2 separate regions of the Homo sapiens genome follow, and region 1 is linked to region 2. A link is an interaction called in ENCODE POLR2A ChIA-PET data of the cell type or tissue named here. Cell type or tissue: Panc1. All regions are shown on one strand. Each heading gives the region's core, and the rest is flanking DNA. Links, peaks and the distances in the headings are about the cores only.

Region 1 (9,095 bases), core at 1-8,000, 120 kb before region 2:
CCTGACCCCCGCTGCTCCCTCCGCCCACGGCCCTGACCCCGGCTTCTCCCTGTACCCACGGCCCTGACCCCAGGTTCTCCCGCCGCCCACGGCCCTGGCCCCCGCTTCTCTCTCCGCCCACGGCCCTGACCCCTACTTCTTCCTTCCCCAGGTTTAAGTCTATCCATTGTCTTCTGTACCCAGACACGGACTGGTGTCCCAGGCAGAAACAGGGCGCCCCGACCTCTCGGTGACACCAACCACCCCGACCCAGGGCTGCCTGGCTCTGTCCCAGGCGCGGGGAACCAGAGCCCCCTATGGGCTCAGTGGGCTCCCTCAGGTGCCACGGCCACACCAGTGAGATGCAGGCACCTGGCAGACCCTCTGGCTAGCCTGCAGCCCCCCCTCTCCCAGCCCCTGGTGGGCTGCGGTGATGGGTGTTTTGGGAGAACGAAGACAGCCAGGCTGATGGCCAGGGCCGCAGTGCCCCTCCCCCCGACCCAGCCCCAAGGTTGATCCCACGGGAACAGGCTTCCACCCCAGCACTTGCGCACCTGGGAGGGAGCTGCCATCCGGGCTCCATTACCTGTTGCTGAAGGCGGGTGCTAGGCTGGCTGGGTGTCAAGGAGCAGGCTCCAGGCCAAGGTCCTGGCCCAGCCACGGCCATTGCAAGGGCTCAGCCTGGCAGGCTTTGTGGGGGACGCCGCCCTCTCTGCCGCAGGCTGGGTGCACGGCCGGGCACCACAGTGGGACTCAGGCCCGGGAAGGTCATGTTCTCGACCAGAGCTTTGCTCCCAGTCCAGGCGCCTCATTCGGAGGCCTCTTGACTGGGACCACAGAGATGTTTTCTCCGCTCTGACTTGTGGCTCAGGACTACTTTCTGGGTCGTGCTCCTGCCCCACTGTGCCTGGGCCCATAAACAACAGGAGCCTTTTGTTCCGCTGACCTGCCCATCCCAGCAGACCCACCTCCCCGCCTGGTGCCTTCCATGGAGGGAAATGGGACAGGGGCCGTCATCTCCCCTCTGCCTCCTGCTTTGCTGTTGCCGAGCACGAGTAAAGCTTTTGTTCTTACTTCACGTGGCTCCTGTCTTAGTCACCCACCGGCCCAGCTCTCCTCGGGTCCCTGCCATATCCCCCTTCTACCCCAGGAAGGCTCTGTCCCAGGCAGGGCTGTATCCTTGCCGTCCTGCCCACCCAGCCTTGAACCCACCAGACTCTTCTTTGGAAGCCAAAATCTCCAGCAGAGGTGGCGTGCGAGGGTCCCGCCGGGAGGGACGGACACTGGACGCTGCCCTGAGAGGCCGCCTTCCTGAGCATCGTGCTTGCCTCCTCCCGTGTGTTGTGTGGAGCCAGGTGCACGTGGGTGTGTATGAGGGTGGGTGTGCGTGGGCGTGTACACGAAGCTCAGTGGACACATTGAGAGTGGGTGTGTACGTGCATGTAGGTGAGTATCCACCCGTGTGTGCGTCTGTGTGCATCAGTGGGTGTGTGCGTGGCAGTGTCTGCGTGCGTGGGTGTGTGCACTTGTGCGTGGGTGTGTGGAGGGCAAAGAGGAGGCACCCACATAACGCGCGTGGAGTTCGCTGGTTTCTGTCTCATTTGTGCTCAGCCTGGAGTAGAAGGCACCCCAAGGAGACTTGAGGTTAATCATGACTGGGTCCTCAGCCAACAGCCCAGGCCCTTGGCTTTGTCCACTGCAGGCTCTGGGCTGGGAGAGGAATTCTGGGGCTCAGAACAAGTGTCGGGTGAATTTCAGCAAGTCTGAAACCTGCATTTCAACAGAAACGAAAGAAAAGCGAATTCTTGAAAATTGCTGCAGAACTGTAGACGTCCCCTGCGTCCCCTGCGTCCGCGGTGGGTCTGCCCGCGTGGCCTCGGGGCCTCACGCTGGCTCTCCCGGATGCACGGTCTGGGTGTTGCGCTTTTCTCTGACCTCATGTGGACCTCCCTCCCTCCTAAGCCTGCGCCACACGGTCCCGGCATCCTGGGAGTGGGGAACGTGGACTAGAGTGCGTTCACGCCACCAGAAAGGGTGTCTAGGGACAAAGTGTCCCCAGTGGGTTGTTTCCAGGGCATGAGGCTCTAGCAAATCTTGGTGCACACACGCTTTCCGGAAGAGTCCAGCTTGCAGGTCCTCTGAGAATATAATGTTGTATCCGTTTTACCTAAACTCCGTCAACACTAGTCTTAAAACCTAAAGCCTGTTACTGCTGTCTAACGGAAAGGAGATGATCATTCATGTTTAAGCCACACTCTAAGGTTGCATAGTGCCTGGTCCGGGAGGTCACCCTGTCTCATTTATCCTCCCCATTTTTTTTGGCCTAAGTTCAGGTCCACGAGGTCCTGAGGCTTTTCTCCTAAGTGACCAGTTACGCTGCTCCCTTTTGTATTGTTGGGTTATGTTTATAAACGTTTCAAACCAGCAGTTTTCCGCTTTGATTCAAATAACCATTCCCGGGCAGGACCAGTCCCAGGCTCGCTGTTCTGGGCAGAGCCCCTGGCCGTCCCAGGCCCAAGTCCCTGCTGGACCCAGTTGGCTCCAGCTGCAGAGAGTCAGTGTGGACAGGGGTGAGGAGGGAACCAGGGGCGGCCACCCCTCTGGAGGAAACAGGGCTTGGAGGAGCAGGGGGGCTCTAGGGGGCCGGCCTGGTAAGAAGCAGCCAGCCAAGGTCCCATAGGCAGGTGCTGTTAGGCCCGCAAGGCAGCGACGTGGTCACAGGCACAGGTCACGTGGGGTGTGTCATGGTACCTGATGAGACAGTGTCCACACTCAGTGGACACCTCCCTTCAGCCCTAGGAGTTTTGAACAACACAGGAAACCACCAGCTCCAACATGTCCAGAGAGCACCTCCCGACAGCAGCAGAACACATGCTCTCCTCGAGCGCACGAGAACTTTGTCCAGGAGAGGCCAGATGTTAGACCACAAATCAAGTCTCAGTGTGTTTTGAAAGATAGATACTAAACCCTGTCACAGTGGCACGAGCCTATAGTCCCAGCACTTTGGGAGGCCGAGGCGGGAGGATCACTTGAGCCCAGGAATTCCAGACCAGCCTGGGCAACATAGGGAGACCCCCATCTCTTAAACAGAATAAAATGTATTATACAAAGTTTCATCTCTGAGCCCACAGCAGAAGGAAATCTGGAAAAGTCACAAATTTGTGGAAATGTAACAACGCACTCTTAGCCAGTGGGTCAAGGAAGAAATCACAAAATACCTGGAGACAAATAAAAACAACTTAAAACTTAGGAGATACCATTTTGCTGAGGGAGATATTTACAGTCGCAAACGTTACATTAGAAAAGAGGCTACTCTGGGCCACGCTGCCTGTGGCATGGCCCTGCTCTGTGTGGAGCCGCTTAAAAATAACACTAAAATAGGCCGGGCACAGTGGCTCACGCCTGTAATCCCAGCACTTTGGGAGGCCGAGGCGGGCAGATCATGAGGTCAGGAGATCGAGAGCAGCCTGGCTAACACGGTGAAACCCCGTCTCTACTAAAAATACAAATTAGCCGGGCGTGGTGGGGGGCGCCTGTAGTCCCAGCTACTCAGGAGGCTGAGGCAGGAGAATGGCTTGAACCCGGCAGGTGGAGCTTGCAGTGAGCCGAGATCGCGCCACTGCGCTCCAGGCTGGGCGACAGAGCGAGACTCCGTCTCAAGAAAATTAAATAAAATAAATAATAAAAATTTAAAAAATAATAATACTAAAATGAGTATAAATGCTTGAGGGGGTGGACACCCCATAGTCCGTCATGTGTGTCTGTCACACTGCATGCCTGTATCGAAACATCTCAGGTACCCCATAAATATATATGCCTCCCATGTACCCACAAAAATTTTAAAAAATAATAAAATAATAATTAAAAGAAAAAAGAGGCTAGGCATGGTGGTTCATCCTTATAATCCCAGCACTTTGCAAGGCGGAGATAGGAGGATCACCTGAACCCAACCTGGGCAATTTAGCAAGACCTTATCTTTACAAAAAAAAAATTGATAATTAGGCACGGTGGTGTGCCCGTGTAATCCTAGCTACTCGGGAGGCTGAGGCAGGAGGATGGCTTGAGCCCAGGAAGTTGAGGCTACAGCAAGCTGTGATGGTGCCACTGCACTCCAGCCTTGTCAGTAATCAAAAAACTCCTGACAAGGAAAAGTCCTGGGCCTGATGGTTTCACTGGTACATTCTACCAAACATTTAAAGAAGAACTGGCCGGGTTTGGCCGGGCGTGGTGGCTCACTCCTGTAATCCCAGCACTTTGGGAGGCCGTGGCAGGCGGATCACAAGGTCAGGAGATCGAGACCATCCTGGCTAACACGGTGTAACCCCATCTCTACTAAAAATACAAAAAATTAGCTGGGCGAGGTGGCGGGCGCCTGTAGTCCCAGCTACTCAGGAGGCTGAGGCAGGAGAATGGCGTGAACCTGGGAGGCAGAGCTTGCAGTGAGCCAAGATCACGCCACTGCACTCCAGCCTGGGCAACAGAGCGAGACTCCGTCAAAAAAAAAAAAAAAAAAGAACTGGCCGGGTGCAGTGGCTCATGCCTGTAATCCCAGCACTTTGGGAGGCCAAGGCGGGCGTATCATCTTAGGTCAAGAGTTTGAGACCAGCCTGGCTAGGCATGGTGAAACCCTGTCTCTACTAAAAATACAAAAATTAGCAGGGCATCTGTAATCCCAGCTACTCAGGAGGCTGAGGCACGAGAGTCGCTTGAACCCGGGAGGTGGAGGTTGCAGCGAAGCAAGATTGCACTTTCACAGCAGGTGAAGGAAACGACGGGTGACAACAGAATGGCCAGGAAGGCCGTGGCTTGGAGTTCATTTTCCTACCCAGCACGTCCTCGCTATGCAGACGGCAAAACATGCGACCTCCCAAAGCCTGGGGTCTGAGCAATGAAGGACCTGCCTAGCCCATGCTGGGGGATCCACAGGCTTGGGCGCCCAGGCACAGGGCACATGGAGGTGGCGGGGAGGGCTCCTGGCTCTACTCCTGGGGCACCAAAGGCTCTGGGGGCAGGCTGAGTGTCTACACATGGCTTTCCATGGCCCTCAGAGGAGACCCTGTAGGAAACTTTCTCTGTAGCATCCGTGAGCTCAAATGCTCCTCCACGGCGGGGGGTGCTTATGGCAGGAAGGGCCTAGCACTGAGCCCACAGACACCCGCAGAGTCGATCATACCTCCCGGCCTTGGGCTCCCGGGGAAGCCTGAGCCCCATATCCTCCTCTCTGTAGGGACTACAGAGGCTCAGAAGGCCGGACGCGAACAGGAGGGCCCCACCCCCATCCGGTCGTCTTAGGAACAGTGGCCCCTGCTGTTGCCTCGCCACATGGGACCATCCTGAGAGCTGGAAGGACCGGCCAGCTGTCCCGTGGAAGATGGGAGCTGGGGGTTCTTAGGTCTTTTTGACCCCCTCATTGTCCAGAAGAATCAATATGGCCTTAGGGAGCCCTTGGCTTTCCTCCTGGAGCGGGAGCCTTTCCCCAGCCCCCACCTATGGTTGCTTTCCAGAGCTCAAGGCTCAGGCCCAGCTCCCAGCACCAGGTGCAAACCTGGCTCAGCCAGGAAGGCCAGCAGCCACCCAAGACCTGTAACCACGTTGGCCGCCTTCACCTGCTCTCCCCCAAGCTCAGCCTCATGGCCCAGCTTCAGGGAGCACCAGGGTCTGTCCCCTCCTGAGGGTGGCTCTCCTGCAGGAGGACTTGAGCCCAGGGACAGGGTCCTGGCCAACCCTGACTCCTAGCAGGGATCCTCACAGAGAGCAACATCGAAGCCGAAGCTGCTGATTTCCAGGGTCCTCTTTGCCACCATGGACCAGAGCGTGTGTGTCCGTGTGCGACTGTGTGTCTACACACATATTCACTTGTGCATGCCTGTGGGGGGTGTGGATACATATGTGTATACACGCATGTCTGTGGGCCTGTCAGCTGCAGTGCATGCACCCCCATGCTCAGGCCTGCATGTTCACATATGCTCCATGTGTGCACTTGTGTGGCTGCCTGGTCCATGCATTGCCATGTGTGCTCACGTGTGCATGCCCGTGTGTGCGTGTGTGTGTGTGTGTCCTGTGTGGCTGCTGTGCCATGGCATGCATGTGTCCCCGGGTGCACACACATGTCCCCGTGTGCATGCTCATGTGTGTCTACACCTGTGTGTGCCTGTGTCCCCGTGTGCATGCTGATGTGTGTGTCTACATCTGTGTGTGCCTGTGTCCCCATGTGCATGCTGATGTGTCTACACCCGTGTGTGTCTGTGTGTGTCCCCATGTGCATGCTCATGTGTGCCTACACCCGTGTATGCCTGTGTCCCCGTGTGAATGCTCATGTGTGTCTATGCCCATGTGTGCCTGTGTGTGTCCCTGTGTGTATGCCCAAGTGCTTGTGCTCACATTGGCATGTGCCTCTGCGTGTGTGCACACAGACATGAGGCCAGGAACAGGTGGCCTCTCCCTCCCAGGGTCCCCCGTGCTCTCTCTCAGTCATGCCTTCCTCCCACCTCTCCAGGAAGCCCCCTGTGCTCCCTCTGGCCCTGCCTGTGTGGTTCACATGCTACTGGCCTCCATTTAATGGTTTCACTGCAGCTGTGTCTCTGAGGGCTCAGTCTTTTTTTTTTTTTTTTTTTTTTGAGATGGCGTCTCGCTCTATCACCCAGGCTGGAGGGCAGTGGCGGGATCTCGGCTCGCTCCAAGCTCCGCCTCCCAGGTTCACGCCATTCTCCTGCCTCAGCCTCCCAAGTAGCTGGGACTACAGGCACCCACCAACAGGCCCAGCTAATTTTTTGTATTTTTAGTAGAGACGGGGTTTCACTGTGTTAGTCAGGATGGTCTCGATCTCCTGACCTCGTGATCCGCCCGCCTCGGCCTCCCAAAGTGCTGGGATTACAGGCATGAGCCACCGCGCCCAGCCTTATTTTAAAAAAATTTTTTTAAAACTTTTTATTTTTTATTTTTTTTTGAGACGGAGTTTCACTCTGGTCACCCAGGCTGGAGTGCAATGGTGCGATCTTGGCTCACTGCAACCTCCGCCTCCCAGGTTCAAATCATTCTCTTGACTCAGCTGCCTGAGTAGCTGGGATTACAGGCACGTGCCACCACATCCAGCTGATTTTTGTATTTTTAGTAGAGACGGAGTTTCACCACGCTGGCCAGGCTGGTCTCAAACTCCTCACCTCAGGTGATCCACTGGCCTTGGCCTCCTGAAGTGCCTTTGTTCTCCTTTTTGCCCTTTGAAGCATGTGATCTCTGTGACCTACTCCCTGTTCTTGCACCCCCTCCCCTTTCAAAATCCTTAATAAAAACCTGCTGGTTTTGCGGCTCAGGCGGGCATCAGGGTCCCACCGATATGTGATGTCGCCCTGGGAGGCCCAGCTGTAAAAGTCCTCTCTTTGTACTCTTTCTCTTCATTTCTCAGCCAGCCAACACTTATGGAAAATAGAAAGAACCTACATTGAAATACTGGGGGCTGGTTCCCCCGATATCTGGCGCGCCAACGTGGCTTTTCTTTTTCCTGAGTGCATGTGGGGACCCGCTTCCCTTTGGTAGTTGTGTAGAAACGTTCATCGGTCCGGTTCACAGAAATGCTTGTTCGACTCAAAAAAAAAAACCAAAACTGACTCATATGGTTTAGTAATAGACTGGGTACCAAAGGGCTATTTAAAAAACAATTGCTCCTGTGGCGGGAGGGAATGCCTGGAGGCTACTTGTTTTATTTCTTATTGGAAGAACGAGGATCATCATTTTACTTTGTATAGGAGGTTCAGCTCTTTCTTTCCCTTAAAATGGGAAAATAAGGACATTGTCCCCCGAGGGCTCGTGTGATACTCCCCATTCTGAGCTCAGAACACCCAGAACTTTGAAAATTGGCTCTTGCCACATCCAGACTGCGAGTATGGGAAGGGGAAACTTTTCTGTCTGTTGTCCCTGCTACCGCCCCTCGCGTCCGTGATTCTGAACCCCATGATAAATCTCCTTTGAACCCTTTTCCTCTTTTTGATGCCAGTCCTCTTTTATGGGACTCCAATTGGCATTACGATAATTTTTCTCAACCCAGGTATGCCACTCTACCTCTTCAGCATCCCCGGGCACCTCAAATTGCTTTTTTTTTTTTTTTTTTTTTTGAGACGGAGTCTCGCTCTGTCGCCCAGGCTGGAGTGCAGTGGTGCGATCTCGGCTCACTGCAAGCTCCGCCTCCCGGGTTCACGCCATTCTCCTGCCCCAGCCTCCCGAGTAGCTGGGACTACAGGCGCCCGCCACCACGCCCGGCTAATTTTTTGTACCTTTAGTAGAGACGGGGTTTCACCGTGTTAGTCAGGATGGTCTCGATCTCCTGACCTCGTGATCCACCCGCCTCAGCCTCCCAAAGTGCTGGGATTACAGGGGTGAGCTACCGCGCCCGGCCCTTCAAATTGCTTTTTGACAGCGGATAACATCGGGTGTGGCCACCACTGCTCCTCTCCCTCAGTATCAGTGTAGATTCAGACATTCTGCTTTGTTCACCTCCAATGTGACTATTCCTATAGAGTTGTGTTAAGCTTCGTTATATGCTGTTAGTGGGGAATATCAAAATTTGGACGAACAATCAAACTATCCAATGTATTAATTGTCATTTATATACTTGTGTTAACTCCCGTTTTGACTCTAGGAAAAGTGTAATGTTGGTTCGAGCTCGAGAAGGAATCTGGATACTGGTAACTTTACCCAGACCTTGGGAATCTTCCAAAGCTGGGCAAGAGGGCAGAGGGCTAGGGGCCAGGATCGGGCCCTCCAGGCAGTGGTTGGGAGGGCACAGGGCACAGGGTGGGGGTAGGGGATGCCGAGGGTGCTTCTGACCAGCCAGCAGGACTCACAGGGAGCAGGGCTTGAGCCACGGATAACAGGACCAGTGAGGCCTGGTCCACTCTCCTGGGGGCACGTGCAGGCCGCTGGAGGGGTCTAAGCAGATGGGCCTTCCAGGAAGGACAGGTTGAGGGGTGTCCTTCCCTTGGCTGCTGGCAGGCAGAAAGCAGGCTCCAAGGGTAGGGGCAGAAAGCAGAGTTTACAGGGCGGCCAAGGGGGGGTTGGACTGGCCGCAGTGCCAGGTCTGATATGGACCATGCACTTGGCTGTCCTCCAGAACAAACCAGGAC
Region 2 (16,647 bases), core at 4,870-12,869:
GGCCCTAGGAGCTTTCCCACTGTGGGTTCCTGATTAAGCAGAGGCCAGAGGCAGGTAGAGCCAGAGTCCACAGGAGGCTCCTGACGTGCGTGAGAAGTCTGGGGAGGTAGGTGAGGCAGGCTGTGGGGAGGTGGACACCCAGGAAGCCACAGAGCGTGAGGACGGGCCCACCCCAAGTAGCAACATGTTTTATGTGGGCCTCAGCAGGTCAAGGAGGGAGATGGTGCCGGGGGCCAAGGACCCAAGGATCCTGCCAAGAAGCGTCGAAACGCTGCCAGGCAGAGGAACCCTACAGGGGGCCCCTGGGGGCTGGCCAGATGGTGCTTTCCCTGCTCCTGTCACCAGCAGCTCTGACACCTCTCAGTCCTGGAAAGCCCCCTCCAAAAATGAAGCGGTTTGGAGTGAGTCCCCAGCAGGCCAGGTGGGCCCTGGAGGAGGAGCTGCCCGCCTCTGCTTGGCTCAGCTTCTGCCCCCATTTATTTTTCATTTTCCTTTTTTTTTAGAGAGGTTCTCTGTCGCCCAGGCTGGAGTGCAGTGGTATGATCACAGCTCACTGCAGCCTGCAACCCCTGGGCACAAGCAATCCTCCCACGTCAGCCTCCTGAATAGCTGGGACAACAGGTGTGCACCACCATGCCCAGCTTTTTTTTTTTTTTTTTCTTGTAGCGATAGGGTCTCTATGTTACCAATGCTGGTCTCAAACTCCCGGGCTCAAGCGATTCTCCCACTGCCTCCCAAAGTGCTGGGATTATAGGCTTGAGACACTGCACCCGGCCTGCCGCAGTTTCTTGGTTGGAATTGCCCTGACTCCAGCTTGCCAGCTGGGGCCCTTGCCCTGCCCAATTCTGCCACGCCTCTTCAGTGCCCGGCTGACCCCTGTCCATGGTACTTGTGCAGGACAGGCTCAGACTCTGGAACCAGTGGGTCAGCAGCCCCTGGCCAGGCAGAGATGGGCAATGTCCACCCTGGGAGGGCCCTGCCTGGAGACCAGGGAGAGCAGGGCTGGACTGGACCCGTCTGGGTGTGGACGCTAGCACCTCCCTCCCGGCAGCATCTGGCTGAGATCTGCTGCTCTCAGGAGGAACCGATGGGGTCTTAAGGTCAGTCCCACAGAAGCTGCAGCCTGGGGCGGGAGGATGCCGGGGAAGTGCCTGCGGGGCTCAGTCCCACAGAAGGTGCAGCCTGGGGCGGGAGGATGCCGGGGAGGTGCCTGCGGGGCTCAGTCCCACAGAAGCTGCAGCCTGGGGCGGGAGGGTGCCCGGGAGGTGCCTGCGGGGGCCAGTCCCACAGAAGGTGCAGCCTGGGGCGGGAGGATGCCCGGGAGGTGCCTGCGGGAGGAGGCATCCAGCTGTGACGGGAAGTGAGCTCCTGGAGGTGCAGAGAAGTCCAAACAGGGAGCCAGGCCTCAAGGCCGCACTTAAAGCCGGTCGTGGAGATGAGTGTGCGGAGTGAGAGGGATGCTTGGAAACCTGTGGGCCTCTCTCGCAGTATCCCTCTCAGTACAGTAGCCTTTCGCGGTTCTGGTGGCCTCATGGTTTGGCCCAAGCATGGCTGCACCACTGTGTCCAGGGACAAGTGTCCTGGGCTCTCCGTGGGGAGCTGGCCAGGAGCCGCTGGGGAGGTGAGGAGATCTTCGTGCAGAGCCAGTGCCAGCCCTCACTGACCACGGAACACCTTCAGCTCTCTAGGAGGACAGGGAGACAGGTCCTAGGGGTTTGGCTTGGGCTGTTTCCACGTGGCACCTCCCCTCCCTCGATACTCTTTCTACAAGCCACCGTATGCTACTCTGCAGGTGCCTGGGACCCCACCCACCCCAAGAAGATTCTGGGGTGAGGGGCAGCAAAGGAGCCTGGGCAGCTCCCTGAGTGTCCTCCCCAGCCCGTCCTGCCCATCTCTATGACAGTGCCCAGGGAGGGGAGGACTGAGGCTCCTTCCCAGGAGAAGACAGCACCGCAGTGAGGACGATTCATAAATCCGTTCCAAATTCGCGCGGAGGTGCAAATGAGAGCGGGCTCGACCCTGTGAGGAGGAGTTGGGGTGTGGGAGTGAGTGGGGACAGCCTGGTGAGCGTCTGCCCGCGGGGTGGGGGCTGCCAGCCCCAGGGCCAATCACCCCTGGCTCCTGACGGCACCGTGGCTCCAGCTCCCGCTGTGTGGCACGGAGGGCGGGTCCTGAGGAGACTCGGGGGCCCGCCAGGTCCCCGCTGTGTGGACCTAGCCCTCACCGCCCAGCAATGCACGACTTCACCCTCCCGCGGAGCAGGATGCCCAGCGGCTCAGGGCGCCCTCCCCTCGCCAGCCCAGTGTGGTGTGGTAGGATGAGGACGCGAGCAGGGAGGAGAGGCAGGAGACGGAGCTGCACTCCTGGCCTCAGGGCCCCGTGTGCTGTTTTGTACACTAAGGTTGAGGCCTCGGAAGCCACGCCAGGACCATATCATGCCCCTAGAGCCTGTGAGACTCGGGCTGTGTCCAGAGCAGGGGGAGCAGGTCCCCGACGACTAAGGACACCACCGTAAGAACCACACGCAGCCCCACAGCGCACACGGCGACAACGTGCTGTGGGGCTCGGAGGAGTTCCTGGGGTCTGGCAGGGACAGGCGGAGGGACGCTTCTGAGCCTTACACCTCACGGCTTCGGGACTTTGGGGCCGGCCTGTTCATGGACGGAGCCCAGGAGGACCCCACAGCCCGTCCCCGCCCCTTCCTCCCCGCTCACCTGCTGGCGGGGCGGCCACCCTTCCCCTCCCAGGATTCACAGCTGCGAAGGGAAGAGGGTGGAGGAGAAAGTCCAGACACGGGATCCCCCGTTTATCTTCCTCCCGAGTCCTCGCCCCCTACCGCTGGGCATCTCCAACAAGCAGCGAAGTCTCCCCCGGGCGGAGCTCTGGGTACACGTGGCGCAGGAAGGGCCTGGGCAGCTCGGGGTCTGCTGCGCGGGCGGGGATCGCCCCTCGCTGCTGGGAGCTGCCAGGCCGTCCCCGCCCCGCGCCGCTCCGGGACCCCCGAGTTGGAATCGCGGGGCCCCGGCGGCGCCGTCCTGACGCAAGAGCGCCTCTGCCTGGCAGGGCCCAGGCCGGCACTCGAGGGGGCGCACGCAGAGCCTGCCCTAGGCTGAGCACTCGAGCTGGAAAACGCCGCCGGCGTCCGCGAGCTTGGACAGGGGCCCTGGACGGCGGGCGCAGGAGCCAGGCGAGGCAGGCTCCGGCTGCAGGACGCCGGGGGCTGGGGGTGGAGACCTGGCGCTTTGGCCGTGCGCCCAGGCCCGCCCGTGAGACCCCGCCAGGCGCTAGAGCAGCCAGTGTTGCCAGGGACGACGGCGCGCGGGTTGCGCATGCGCAGTTTGCCCTCCCGCCGCCGCGCCTTCCCCTTTAAGCGCCGGCCGGCCGCGTCGCCGCTTCATGAATGGAGCCCACGTGACCAAACATCATGTGACGTCTGTGGAGCGGCGGCGGCGGCGGCGGATCCCGAGCCTGGTCCGGCCCGGCCTTCCCAGTGCGCTCGGCCCGGCCCGCGCAGGCGGCGAGTCCTCCGAGCCCCGGGCCCGGACCCCTCGCGCCGGTCCCTGCCCCGCGCGGCCTCGGAGCGCGCGCGGCCCCGCCCCGCCCCGGCCTCGGCCCGCCGGGCCCGCAGTGTGGTGAGTGCGGCTGCGGCGGCGGGCCCGGGCGGTGGGGGCGGCGCGGCGGGGGCGGCGGGGGCCGAGGGGGCGCGCAGGCAGGGCTCCTCCCGGAGCTAGGCGGGCGGTTGGGGGCCCGGCGGCGGGGGCCGCTGGTTTCGGGTCTGCCGCGCACCCTGCTGGCGGCCCGTGCCTCGATTTCCCCAGCGGTCAGGAGCCAGCTCCTCCTGCCCCTGGCGCCCGGGTACTGGAGGTGGGCCGCGGGCGGCGGCGGACCCGCGGAGCCGGGCGAGTGCGGAGCGGACTCGGAGACCCGGGCGTCCTGGAGGGAGGGGCACTGGACGGCGGGAGGAAAGGGTGGGGTCGAGCGAGGCGCCCGGGGGTCCGCGCCAGGGCCCGGCGGCCCGGCCCGCAGCTGCTGATTCATCCGGTGGCCGCGTCAGCTCTCCCCGGCGCGGGGGTCCGCGGCGAGCCCGGGAGGAGGGGCGGCGATGGGGGTGCTGCGGGGAAGACCCTGCCCCTGGCTGGGGCTCGGGTTCCGTCAGTCGCGTGCCAGAGCCCGGAGGGAGACTTGCTGAGTCATCAGCGTGAGGTCACTCGGTGCTCAAGCTGATACCGGAGGGGATTCGAGCGAGGGGCCTCGGGGACTAAAAGGCCGCCAGCGGGAGGTGGGAGGGAGCCGTGGGGATGTGGGAGGGGGCCAGGCCCGGCGCCTTGGGGTGCCTGTTTAAGTGAGCGCCGAGCGATCCAGTTGAAGGCAGGGGTGCTTGAAGAGGAAGTGGGGGTGGCTCGCTGCAGGTGTTCTCCCGGGGTCAAAGGTGAAGCCCCGGGCGGTCCACCCCTTCCCAGGCGGCTCTTTTCCGGCAGCTGGTCCTGGTCCCAAGTCTGGAGCAGTTTTCCAAACTGGGAAATAGTTCCCTGAGTGAGGGAGGGGAGGAGCTTCGGTGGGCCGAGCTAGCCAAAGGGGAAGTCGGCTTTCCCTGGGACTGGCCTGGTTGGACAGCCCCTGGCCAGAGATCGAGGTCCTGGGAGAAAGAGGGGTGTGTGTACCAAGCCCTGGGTGACAGTGGGCTGGGCAGGGAGGAAGCAGGGGCAGCTCTACCAGGAAACGGCAAAGGGGAGGAAGCAGCCCAGCCTCTCTCCCCAGTTGGCCCTGGAGTCTGGGTTGAGACTGTAGGTGGTGGGAGCTTCAGGGTGCCTAGCCTTGGGGTGCAGCAGATGGGCTGGTGTGGATGGCACAGGGTGGCAGAACGCAGCACCCAGCCACCCTAAAGTTGTCGCTACCTGAAGTGGGGTCTCAGCGTTGTGTGAAGTTAGCAAAGGGAGTGGCCCTGTTGGGTGTCTGGCCTGGCAGCCCAGGACGCTTAGAAAGTGGCAGCTTGGGAGTGATGTGGCCAGAGCCACCTTTCCTTGGGTATGTGGAGATTCACGAAGGTTGACTTCCTTTGCCCAGGAGTTCATTTCATGGCTGGGTTAGGCTACTTTGTGGTTTGCCCTCAGGGATGCCCCCCGCCCCCCGCCACACACACACACACACACACACACACACACAGGTCCATTCTCAGTGAGCACCCCCCACACATACACACAGAACACAGGTCCACTCTCAGTGAGCCCCGGGGCTTATAGATTCCAGATGTTTCAATGTTTTAGCTGACCGTTGGCCTGGAGTTTGATGCCCTGGGAAAATTTTGGGGTCCTGGAGGGACATTTATGTACATCTTTTTTTTTTTTTTTTTTTGAGACGGAGTCTCACTCTTTTGCCCAGGCTGGAGTGCAGTGGCGCGATCTCAGCTCACTGCAAGCTCTGCCTCCCAGGTTCACGCCGTTCTCCTGCCTCAGCCTCCCGAGTAGCTGGGACTACAGGCGCCCACCACGACGCCCGGCTATTTTTTTGTATTTTTAGTAGAGACGGGGTTTCACCGTGTTAGCCAGGATGGTCTCGATCTCCTGACCTCGTAATCCACCCACCTCGGCCTCCCAAAGTGTTGGGATTACAGGTGTGAGCCACCGCGCGGCCCATTTATGTACATCTTCTCAGTCACTTATGCATCAGTGGAAACTAAGTTTTAGGTTCTGTTCAAAGAGTGACTTTCAGGAGCTGAGAGCTTATGGAGCAGAGGCCATGACTGCCGGGGAGTTTCGGCCGCTGGGCTTTGCAGCCAGGTGGGGCTGTCTGTGTTCAGGCACGGGAGTTTCTACTTTAGCCAAAGGAGACGGAGCTCCCAAATCTCCCTCCCTTTCCTGGCTCTCAGTGTGAATGGGTGGCCTAGGTACCCTCGCAGGTTGCGGAGCCGTGACCATCTGTGCCTCCTGCGTGAGGTGGGCTTATTAGCCTCTGGGAGCAGAGGGTGCATGACAGGCCCCAGCTCTGCCCAGCCTTGAGGGCTGGAGGAGGGCGGGGGCAGCTTCTCCTCAGTCCAGCTCCTGGGATCCCTGCATGGTCCCTCTCAGCCCAGGTCCAGAGGCCAGGCCAGGAGCCTGGAACGCACTGGCTGTGCTCAGGGCTGCCCCTCCCCCACCCCCCGGCGCACCTTTGATAGGAGGCGATGGCTTGCACTTGTGCTGAGTTCAGGCCTTCTGCGGAGGGCAAAATCTGTCGAGGAGGCACTTTTCCGTGTGATCTCTTCAGGAAGTCACCACTGTCATTGTGCTTAGCAGCAGGGGTGGGGGCGATGGGGGTGGGAGAAGCTGGTGCCAGGGCAGTGTCTCTGCACCCTGACTTGCACTCAAGGCTGGGGGGCCCCTCCATGCTTGGCTGAGGGCCTGTCTCCTGGGGCAGTGTTGTGCCGGACGTGTAGGAAAGGGCTCCTGTGGGCCTTCTGACCTCCAGCTCAGGTCTTCCCCATCCTTTATCTGGAAGAATCCAGTGGCTGGAGCCTCGGGACCTTGCCTCTGAGCTGGCTTGGCTGTGGGGAGGGGTCTCTGGCCTCCCCTCCCTGCTCTGTGCTTGCAGCCTCACCTCCTGGTCCCAGGCTGGGTGAGGTGGAGTCTTGAGCCTGGTGAGGATGTGTGCATCCGCCTGGCCACACTTCAGCTCCCCTGATGAGAGTAAGAAGCCCCCCAGCCCATAATTTCCTGAAGTGATCCTAGCTCCTCTGGAGGAGTCTCCCATCTGTCTGCATCAAACCTGGAAAGTGGGGGATGGAGCATGAGGCGGGGGTCCATGCCCAAGGGTCTGGTGGGAGCTGGGCTGAGCTGGGAATCCCAGAAACATCCTTAGCAAGAAAGTGAGAGCAGAGTGCTGGAGGGACCCCGAGTGGGGAAGAGTTGGTTGTTAAGTCCGGCCACCCCAGCACTTTTGTTTTTGCTCCCTGGCCCTGTGGGCACTCACCCGGGGCAGGGACCAGAGAGCAGGCTGCAGCTCGGAGGGGCTGACTCCGCCAGCCTTCACGTTGGGCAGGCCCGGGGTGGCTCACTGTGGGAGCCCTTGTGAAATACCCTGGATGGGGTGGGGCAGGGGCTGCTTCCTGCAACCCAAAGCCACAGGATGGTTACTCCATCAGTGGAGGAGGCCGACTGGGAGGTCTAGAGGGGCCTCGGGCCAGGCTCCTCCCAGCTGATGGCCTGCCACCTGGAAGGTGGGGGAACTCCCTGGTCAGTCCTGCCAACAGACCAGAGCTAGATGGACGGCCCACCCCCAGCTTTTCAAAGTTAGGAGGCTGGGAGACTCGGGGTTCCCTGTAGCCTCCTCTCTGGCCAGGTCCCCCGTGGGGCCCCTGTGCACCCAGGGAGCAGGGGGCTTTGTCCGAGGCCGGCTCAGGGGAGGTGGCTGTAGAAGGTAGGACCCTGGAAGATGCACACACAGGGTCACTGGCTGGCCCTCACCTGCTATTGGCCAGGCTGGGGGCTGCGGCTCTCGTGGGGCGCTGTTGGCTGGCGGGCCAGGGAGTGCGGGCGCGGCGGGGAGGCAGAGGCAATGTGCTGAGTCAGCGTGACTCGCCAGGAACAGCCGCGCTCTGGGCAGTGCCGGGGTTATTTTTAAAGCTCCCGGCTTCCTTCTAGGCCTGCCTCTCCCGCGTCTTATTCCTTCTAATCTCTCCCCTGCCCCTTGTCTTGCGCCTGCCTTCCTAACAGCCTTCAGTTCCCCTTCTCCCGTCAGACCTTCCTGACCTCCCACCTGGTTCTCTAGGGGCAGGGTGGACAGGAAGCAGCTCAGCCCAGCCTGGGAGAGGCCAAGGGCTGCCTCCTATCAGGTATTGGGGGCTGGGCACCTGGACAGCAGGCTGGGGCGGGCTGTGCGGCAAGGGCTCTTGTGAACTGGGCCGGGGGCGGGGGGGGGGGGGTGCGGCGAGGGTGGTCTCCAGGGTACTGACCTGCTCCGTGTCTTGCAGAGAGCGCCTGCTCGCTGTGCCCCCGGGTTATGACGACCCCCAATAAAGGAAACAAGGCCTTGAAGGTGAGTGGGCAGGGACAGGAGCCTGTGGGCTGGGGTCGGGGGGCACAGTGGGCGTGCCCGCTTGGCCTGTGACCACCTGCACTGTGCCCCAGGTGAAGCGGGAGCCGGGTGAGAATGGCACCAGCCTGACGGATGAGGAGCTGGTGACCATGTCGGTGCGGGAGCTGAACCAGCACCTGCGGGGCCTGTCCAAGGAGGAGATCGTCCAGCTGAAGCAGCGCCGGCGCACGCTCAAGAACCGCGGCTACGCTGCCAGCTGCCGCGTGAAGCGGGTGACGCAGAAGGAGGAGCTGGAGAAGCAGAAGGCGGAGCTGCAGCAGGAGGTGGAGAAGCTGGCCTCAGAGAACGCCAGCATGAAGCTGGAGCTCGACGCGCTGCGCTCCAAGTACGAGGCGCTGCAGACCTTCGCCCGGACGGTGGCCCGCAGCCCCGTGGCGCCAGCCCGGGGCCCCCTTGCCGCCGGCCTGGGGCCCCTCGTCCCAGGCAAGGTGGCCGCCACCAGCGTCATCACAATAGTAAAGTCCAAGACGGATGCCCGATCGTAGGGACGCGCGTCTGCCCAGGCGGGTCTTTGCGGGGCCACTAGGCACATGGCGAATTTGGCTGCCCTGTCCCTCTGTTTCCTTCTCTTCTCTTTCCTCCCTCTCTTCCCCACCCTTCTCTCTTCCCTGCAAAGCACAACCTGTACCCCAGGGGCGCCGGGCTGAGCCCCTTTGATCTCGTCATTGTCGTCGTGTGTTTTGTATGTTGGGATTGGTCAGTTCGGCGGTGACGTGGGGTCGCCCCAACCCCTTTTGTACCAGGGCCATGCAGGCTTGGAGTCCAGAGTTGGTGCTGTGGGAACGGACTAGAGAGAGTTGCGGGAGAGAGAAGGAGCAGGCACGCTGGGCCTCGCGTGTCCCCGAGCAGTGAGGGTCCCAGTGTTCCCTCCACTCCCGAGTGGCCACAGGCTCGCGGGCTGGGAAGGATTCACTCTCTTTAGCCCCAGGGGAGCAGCTCAGCTTAGCCCAGCATGAAGAGATGGGCTCTGCTCTGAGAGTAGGGCGGGCTTGAAGGCCCTGATGGGTGGACCACCAGCCTGGGCGCAGTGGTGCTGGGGGCGTGCAGCTGGGCCCAGGGGCTGTGCACTCAGGCCTGACCCGTTGCACTGAACAAGACCAAATCTCTGGTTGTGCGCTTAACGTGAGGGTGGGTCCAGTGTGCCCTGCGATGGGTCCCGTGTCACTGTTTACATGACCTATTTGTGTGGTTATATAGCCCTTTATTTAAAAGAGAGAAGTTCCTTTTACAAAGTTATTAAATTAATTATATGTTTAAAAGTTAAAGAAAAAAGAGCTGCAGAGTATTTATAAAACTGTCTTTTAGAAAAAAAACAAGCAAGAAGACCATTTGACCATATGAATGGAAAAGGGAAGAAAGTATAATAGAAACTTTGCTAGTTAAAAAAAAAAGAAAAAAAAAGAAAAAAAATCCCTTTCTTGTAAACTTACGGACACCTCTTTGTGGCTGTTGGAGTTTAGTTTTTATATACACAGAGTTATCAGACATTATTTATAAAACTTAGTTTAAAAAAAAGACAAAAAAAAAAAAGCCAAGCCGTGAGCCGACCAGAAGGCCGTCCTCTTTGATATCTTTTGCAATTGTACCGAAAGTGACTTACTCCTCTGCCCTTCCTGCTTCCGTCTCTTGCCGGTGCCGTGGTGTCGTCCGTGCCTGGTGAGGTTTTGTGCAGCGGTAAAGTGCTGGTGCTTCTGGTGACCTTTGACCTGTGGGTGTCACTTCTTGTGTCTGTTTTCCCGTGTTCGTTTTTTGGGTTTAGTTGTGCTTTTGCTTCTGCTGGCTTGCTGGACCTGGGCTGGGGTGCCAAGTGGCGCCTGCTGCGTCAGAGCTCAAGGAATCTGTGCCCACCACCAGCTCCTGGTCCGTAGGAGGTGAGACATGGGGTTCTGTCATGCCCCCCTCCACTGAGCCTTGGCTACATCTGTGTCTAGGGCTTGGGCTGATCTAGTGGCGGGGTAGGTGAAACTGGGGTCCCTTGGGGCGCCCCACGCTGCTTCCACACCCACCACCTCTGGCCTTGGGTGGTGGCATTACAGGGATGAGGGAGTCACTGTGGGTGGCCACAGGGCTATGGCCAAGCGTTCCCTGGCCGTCTTCCTCTGGCCTCAGCTTTGTTCCTATAGGCTGCCCGCGCCGTGGGCTGCAGGTCTCGCCGCCCGCTTGATCCCTGAGGTGTTTCCATGCTGCGGGTGGTGCTTCCAGGCAGAGTGGGTGGGGGCCCACCGGGCACCGCCCTTTCTTCCTTGTCCCTGCCTCACTCTGAGAGCCTTGGGGGTCTCCACCAGTGCAGACAAGGGCTACAGTCTCCAGGGCCGGGTCTTGTCCCTCTTCTCCGCTGGTCCACGCTGGCAGCTCTTGGCTTCGGGCCTGCCTTCTGCCTCCCTTTGGGATCTGTGTCTTCCAGGGATCAGCTGCTTGGCTTCTGCTGGAGGTGCCTCCCTGTGGGGGCGCAGCCTGCCTCCTGCTCTCAGTTCCTCGCCAGAGGCTGCTGCCCTTCCTGGCTGGGCTCAGGAGGCTCCTTGTAGGCATATGATGGGGAGGGGGTGCCCCTACCCACCTCCAAGAGGCTACAGCCCTGTGTCTGGCCATGTGAGCCCTGGCCTTTCACCGGGTTGCTGGTTTCTTTTCTGTGGGGCCCAGACTTCTGTAAAGCACACAGATGTGGGTAAGATGAAAAACTGTGGCCCAACAGGGCTTAACCCTATGGATGGTGGGATTTTTATCCAATAGTTTGGCCTGGTGTGCCCACAGGATGGGAACAGGGAGGCACCATCAACACTTGTCATGTTAATGAGCTTTTCTTTGCTCGAGGTGTTCAGAGACAAGTCCTGTGTCTACCTGCGTCAGCCTGAAAATGGAAATATTGGCTGTTGACTCTTGTCATTTAGTGACTTCATCCCCCTCCCCTCAGTCTGATCTTGTCTAAGTAGAATCCAGGCGTTAGTTGGAATCATATCATAAGTATCCATGAAGAAAACGTCATGATCTGCCTCGGAGTGGGGAGAAACAGGCCCTCCTTGTCCTTGTGCAGCCCCCACTTTTGTCCTGGCTGTGGGTGGCCATCCATTTTGAGCACCTCTGCCAGGCTGCAGACCTGGAGGCGAAGGGAGTGTGGAAGAGGAGGGTGTAAGGGTCGACGCGTGCTGAATGGGAGGTGCAGGTCCTCGGTGCGTTGGCAGAAGAGGCTTCTGGAGTTTCGAGGCCATACCTCCTTTCAAGAGCTTTGGATTTGGGGCGACTTCCCTGGGTCTAGGGGAGTGTTCCTGTCCCCTGTCAGGTCAGCCCTGCGGAGCCACTCCACCCCTCTTCCCCTTCCCCTGGATTTCCTGACATAGATGGTGTGTTCATGTGCAGGTGTGAGTGTGCTGTCCTTCTGATCTCTGTTGATCCCGCTTTCCTACTGAGAGGGTGGTGGAGAGGGTGGTGGTCTCTTCTCACCTCAGTTTTTCTGACACAGCGAATCGAGGGCTTTGGCCAAGGCCAGGTCTCTCAAACTTGTCCGCCAAGTAAACCATGATATATGTCTTCCCTTCCACCTTAACTTTGCCCCAACTCCTCTTTTATCCTAACATGGACGCTCAGATTTCAGAGGAATACCCAGCAGGGACAGGTCAGCTCTCACCAGGAGAGTGAGGCCCCTGGCTGCTGCTCGGGGTGGCACTGGTGTTGCTGGCTCAGCTCTTGGTGCATGTTTCAGATATGTGTGTACACTTCTGACTGGTGATCAGGGCCCGGCCCACGGCCCTGAGCGGCTGCAGCCTGCTTTGGGACGATGGTCAGGTCCCATGTTGTCCCTGCTGCCTCCCTCTGGAGTGGCCACTTGGCCAAAGCGCCCATCCACATCTGGAAAGTCGGAGCCGCAGCCTGCTGCACCGTTTCCGCTCTGGGATCTTGTGAGTTACTTTTTTAGGCTGTGGTTTGGTGAAAGGAACCAACACATTAACGATTTTTCCCCCAGAAGCCACTGAATAATTCTTTTTGGTGTATTTTTGCCTTCCTGTTGGCTGTCTGGCCTTGGAGCAGGTCGGGAGAGTAGAGTACATAATCAGTGCCACACAGAGGCAGGGCGTGTCTGAGAGACTAATGCCTGTCCTGCCTCTGGCCTGTGTCCTGGGTGTGTACCATACCTGCTGGGCCAGTCCCACACATTTCCACCCTGCCCCTGGAGCAGCAGCTTTGATACCATGGGTGTCCCTTGAGTCTGAGCTAGAGTGTGTCCCCGATAAACTGTGAGACCTCCCTGTTCTTGGTGACCCCAGTTGGGCTTTGGCCCCTCCAGCAACCTTGTGTCCCAGCCCTGCCCTTCTTCCCACCCCCTCAATCTGCTAGTCCCTGAAGCCTTTAACCAAACGGGAGTGGGCACAGAAAGCCTTCTCCTGGCAACAGGACAAGGGCTGCCCGCGTGTCCAGCCCTGTTGCTCTCCTGGCGCTGAGAGGTGGGTCCAAGCAGAGTTGATCAGTCCCTGCCTGCCCTGCCTAGGTCTAGCCAGGGGAGGTTGTGTGTGTGGGAGAAGACCCCGGGATCTGCTGGGGTGGGATGGAGGTTATTAAAGATCTAAGTGAGGAGGGGCTGGGGTTTGGATGCGGGGTGAGGCCCGAGCGCTCACACTTCGTGTAGGGCGGGCAGGGGCCTGACCTCTTGCAGGGCAGTGGCCTTGGTGCCCTACCCCTGCCCTGCGCAGTATTTATTGCTAAATTATTGTCCAGGAGGGGCAGCACTGGGCCTGGCCCCCCGGGTATTTATTGCTGTACATAGTGTATGTTTGTGATATATAAGGTTTTCTTTATTTTGTATATGATCAATAAACCTTTTAAAGAGACTGGCAGGTGCTTCTTTGGGGCGACGCGGCGGGCGGAGCCGGAAGGGGTGGGTGGGGGCGGGGCCCATCTTGCGCATGCGCCCTGAGCGCGGCCTGCCGTGTGAGGCGGAAGCGGAAGAGCAGGTCTCCAGGGGAGCGATGGCAGCCGGGGGTCTGAGCCGCTCCGAGCGCAAAGCGGCGGAGCGGGTCCGGAGGTTGCGGGAGGAGCAGCAGAGGGAGCGCCTCCGCCAGGTACGCCGCCGCCGCTCCCCGGCCCGGCCATGCCCGGCCCGCGCCGCCGCTCACCGTCCGCCTGCCCGCAGGTGTCGCGCATCCTGAGGAAGGCGGCGGCGGAGCGCAGCGCCGAGGAGGGCCGGCTGCTGGCCGAGAGCGCGGACCTGGTAACGGAGCTGCAGGGCCGGAGCCGGCGGCGCGAGGGCCTGAAGCGGCGGCAGGAGGAGGCGAGTTCCGCGTGCGGCGCGCGGGCGCCCCCGGTTTCGGGAGCAGCTGGGGCGACGGGCGGTCCCGGGTGGGGCGGCCCGGGGCGGTGACCACCCTGGCGTCTTGGCAGGTGTGCGACGACCCGGAGGAGCTGCGGGGGAAGGTCCGGGAGCTGGCCAGCGCCGTCCGGAACGCCAAATACTTGGTCGTCTACACAGGCGCGGGAATCAGCACGGTAGGGAGGGAGGCGGAGGCGTACCCCAGGACGGAGTATGAGCTCCAGTAATCGCGAAAAACTCGCCTTTAAAGCAGCTCTAAGGTTTTTTCTCTTAAAGAAACGAAATGACCAAAACTTACCTAAGGTAAACGCTTTTTAAACGCTTGGCCTCTGTGTTACAGCCAGTTAAAAAAAACAAGGAGTAGAGATACGAATGGGGTGTAGTAGCCGACTGCTCGCAGGCACCCCCAGGTTATGTGGACAGAGCTAAGCCCAAAGTTGTGATTTTCCACTCTGTTCTGTCCATGTCGAGGGAAGATAAGTAGAAAGTGACACAGTAAGAGCCAGAATACACCAGGTGAAGGAGAGAATTGCATTGTGTTTTGAGAAGTTTCACTGACAAGTTATCCTGGGCTGTGGGACATCACTAGCTTTGAAAGTGTAGCTGGCACCTCGTCCATCTAATTTGATGGGTGTGTGTGGGGTGTTGGGCACGCGTCGGCCTAGCAGATCTGAACCCAGGTGATTTCTGTTCTCAGGAAGCTTTTAGGTGACAAGGATCAGGCATGTGAACAAATAACCATACTGTAAAGCTGGCTGTGCTGGGTCGCTAGAGCAAACTCAGACACACACTCTGCGCTCTTGGAGTTGGGAAACCCACCTGCGTTGGCTTTTTGTGGGAGGTGGCCTTGATTGGGCCTTGAAGGATGGGTGAGATTTACAGAAGGTTGGAATGAGGCACTCCAAGCAAAGAACAGCAGAGGCTCAGCAGCAAGAATGCAAAAAGGGAGTTCACTACTGACTCAAATACCCGGAGCCCTGGGGTTTAGTCTCCTCCCTCCACAAGTCACATGTAAAAGTCCAGTCATGCTGGGCGCGGTGGCTCATGCCTATAATCCTAGCACTTTGGGAGGCCGAGGTGGGCGGATCATGAGGTCAGTAGTTCAAGAACAACCTGGCCAACACGGTGAAACCCTGTCTCTACTAAAAATACAAAAATTAGTCGGGCATGGTGGCGGGCACCTGCAATCCCAGCTACTCGAGAGGCTGAGGCAGGAGAATCACTTGAAACTGGAAGGCGGAGGTTGCAGTGAGCCGAGATCATGCCACTGCATTCCAGCCTGGGCGAAAGAGCTAAACTCCGTCTCTCAAAAAAAAAAAAAAAAAAAAAAGTCCAGTCATGTAATTATGTAACAGTCACGTGACCTGTTATGGAACTTCCAATGGCAACTAAAAGCACATGCAGCTAGTGGATTTCATCGGAGTGTTTGAGGTTCCCGTCTTGAATGTGACTGTCGGAACTACTGTCCGGGGGGGTGGTGCATTTTTCTGAGTTTAAGCAGGAGTCGGGAGTCCCCAAAAGGGAACACAAGACACCTTGATCCTGGCATATCTTGTGTGCCCTCTGTGGGCCTCAGTTTGTTTCACAGGATTGAAAACCTGGGAAGTTAGATGCTCATCTCATCTGAAGAAGTTGTTCTGCCTTTGTTAAGGTGGAGCGGGAATAGTCAGCACTGGGACATGAGAATGGACAGTCGCCTGGACCCACCTAGGGATTCACCATTTGCTAAATGTGTGAGCTGTGGGCTCGGCCCTGGGGGCACTTTAGGAACATGACTAGTCTTCCCCTGCAGTGTGGAGGACACATGTGCCACAGAGCCCAGCTTTGTGCTCGGTGCCAGAGAGGCTTCCGGAGGCAGGCAGGGCTGCGTGCAGCCTGGAAGGATGAGCCAGGCCAGGCGGGAAACGGAAGTCCAGGTAGAAGGGAGGAGCCGAATTGGGGTACACTCCATATGGGCTCAGGCAGGTCAGCCTGTGGAATGAATAGAGGCCAACATGCAGGCCAGCCCGGAATGCGGCAGGAGTGACAGTGGCTTTCCGTTTCTGGGAATTCTGCCAGTACCTACAGTGGTGCCTTTTGACTTGGCTTACCTTTTTTCTCGACATGCAGGCAGCGTCTATCCCAGACTACCGGGGCCCTAATGGAGTGTGGACACTGCTTCAGAAAGGGAGAAGCGTTAGGTAAGCGGGCCAGGCATGGCCTCCCACATAGGCTGGGCAGCGGCAGCACGGGCCTGAGCTCCAGCTCTCCTCACCTTGCCTTCCTTTCTGCCTGGCAGTGCTGCCGACCTGAGCGAGGCCGAGCCAACCCTCACCCACATGAGCATCACCCGTCTGCATGAGCAGAAGCTGGTAAGAGCCCTGGGTGGCTGGTACACTTGCCAGGGACCAGGCAGAGCACCTTGGTGCCCAGTGGGCAACTAACTGCACCCGCCCTCTGTCTGCCAGTTGACTCCCATGATGAGCACCCACCAAGCGGGTTAGGCCGCGGGTTTGATCCTCCTGTGCTTGACTCTCCAGGACAGAAGGGGAGCTCCCCCTCTGAACCATCCCATCCGCAGCCAGCCTCAGCCTCAGAGCTGCTGGTGGCCTTTCCCCTTTGTGATTCCCTTGCATTTTTCTGTGGACCTCAGAAGCCATCCTAGTCACAGGGGAGGCTTATAGGACATCTCTGGGGACCTTCTGCTGAACACCCTCAACCAATGGGGTGTAGTGGTTGATCTGCCTAGGTCCCCAGGGACCTGAAATGTCATGACCCAAGAGAGCATGGATCTGGGGCAGAGTGGCCCTTGCCAAACCCCGAGCCACTTCCCAACCTTGCCGGGACGGTGCAACCTCTTGCCCTCCCAGCCACTCCAGGTGCATCAGGGCTGGAGGAAGGACAGCCCCTCCCCACCACAGGCCCTCTTGACTCCTGGTGGTTGGACCTGTTGTGTGTTTTACTTTCTAAGGCTCTCTGGGGGGACGGAGCTGCCCCTGGTTTTGGGAGCCATCGGCGGGGCTCAGAACAGCCTCGCTGTGGCCGGGTACTGACCTCCCCACCACCACTGGCAGCCATCCCTCCCCTTGCCACCCGTTCTGCCTTCCAGGTGCAGCATGTGGTGTCTCAGAACTGTGACGGGCTCCACCTGAGGAGTGGGCTGCCGCGCACGGCCATCTCCGAGCTCCACGGGAACATGTACATTGAAGTGAGCAGTCCTGCAGGGACCCAGGGTCTCCATGGGCAGGCGGGTCCCACTCACTGTGCCCTCTTGCCTCTAGGTCTGTACCTCCTGCGTT

Evidence for each region. ChIA-PET counts read pairs that join two places held together with the same protein. Peaks named below come from ENCODE experiments on the same cell type or tissue, not always from the same donor. Only the 100,000 strongest peaks of a DNase experiment are listed, where the experiment ranks them.
Region 1: POLR2A ChIA-PET joins it to region 2 with 12 read pairs; 11 of 35 experiments call an interaction of 5 or more read pairs at or near these places.

The regions. Positions count from the first base shown.
Region 1 is chr17:82,039,864-82,048,958 of GRCh38, reverse strand. It overlaps RFNG (RFNG O-fucosylpeptide 3-beta-N-acetylglucosaminyltransferase), which reads left to right. Exons shown (of 8, transcript NM_002917.2): 8 at 152-1,057. The coding sequence ends at 233. Among named protein-coding and RNA genes, the nearest start is that of DCXR-DT, 6.5 kb to the right of the region's middle. In Panc1, for the core only: no CTCF peak of the experiment used is centred there; no DNase peak of the experiment used is centred there.
Region 2 is chr17:81,914,513-81,931,159 of GRCh38, reverse strand. MAFG (MAF bZIP transcription factor G) reads left to right here and starts at 3,425. Exons shown (of 3, transcript NM_002359.4): 1 at 3,425-3,632; 2 at 7,946-8,010; 3 at 8,103-12,890. The coding sequence starts at 7,975. The coding sequence ends at 8,555. MAFG-AS1 (MAFG antisense RNA 1) reads right to left here and starts at 8,261. Exons shown (of 3, transcript NR_186500.1): 1 at 7,928-8,261; 2 at 6,946-7,081; 3 at 6,649-6,741. It overlaps SIRT7 (sirtuin 7), which reads left to right and starts at 12,984. Exons shown (of 10, transcript NM_016538.3): 1 at 12,984-13,121; 2 at 13,193-13,330; 3 at 13,441-13,545; 4 at 15,479-15,549; 5 at 15,648-15,720; 6 at 16,458-16,556; 7 at 16,630-16,647. The coding sequence starts at 13,029. It overlaps MILIP (MYC inducible lncRNA inactivating p53), which reads right to left and starts at 3,331. Exons shown (of 2, transcript NR_015454.1): 1 at 2,715-3,331; 2 at 407-1,684. RefSeq lists silencers at 2,832-3,351, 3,502-3,591, 3,972-4,021, 12,915-13,384 and enhancers at 4,802-4,891, 5,399-6,354, 7,052-8,251, 12,735-12,784, 12,903-13,799. In Panc1, for the core only: no CTCF peak of the experiment used is centred there; no DNase peak of the experiment used is centred there; H3K4me3 peaks cover 3,202 bases; H3K27ac peaks cover 4,210 bases.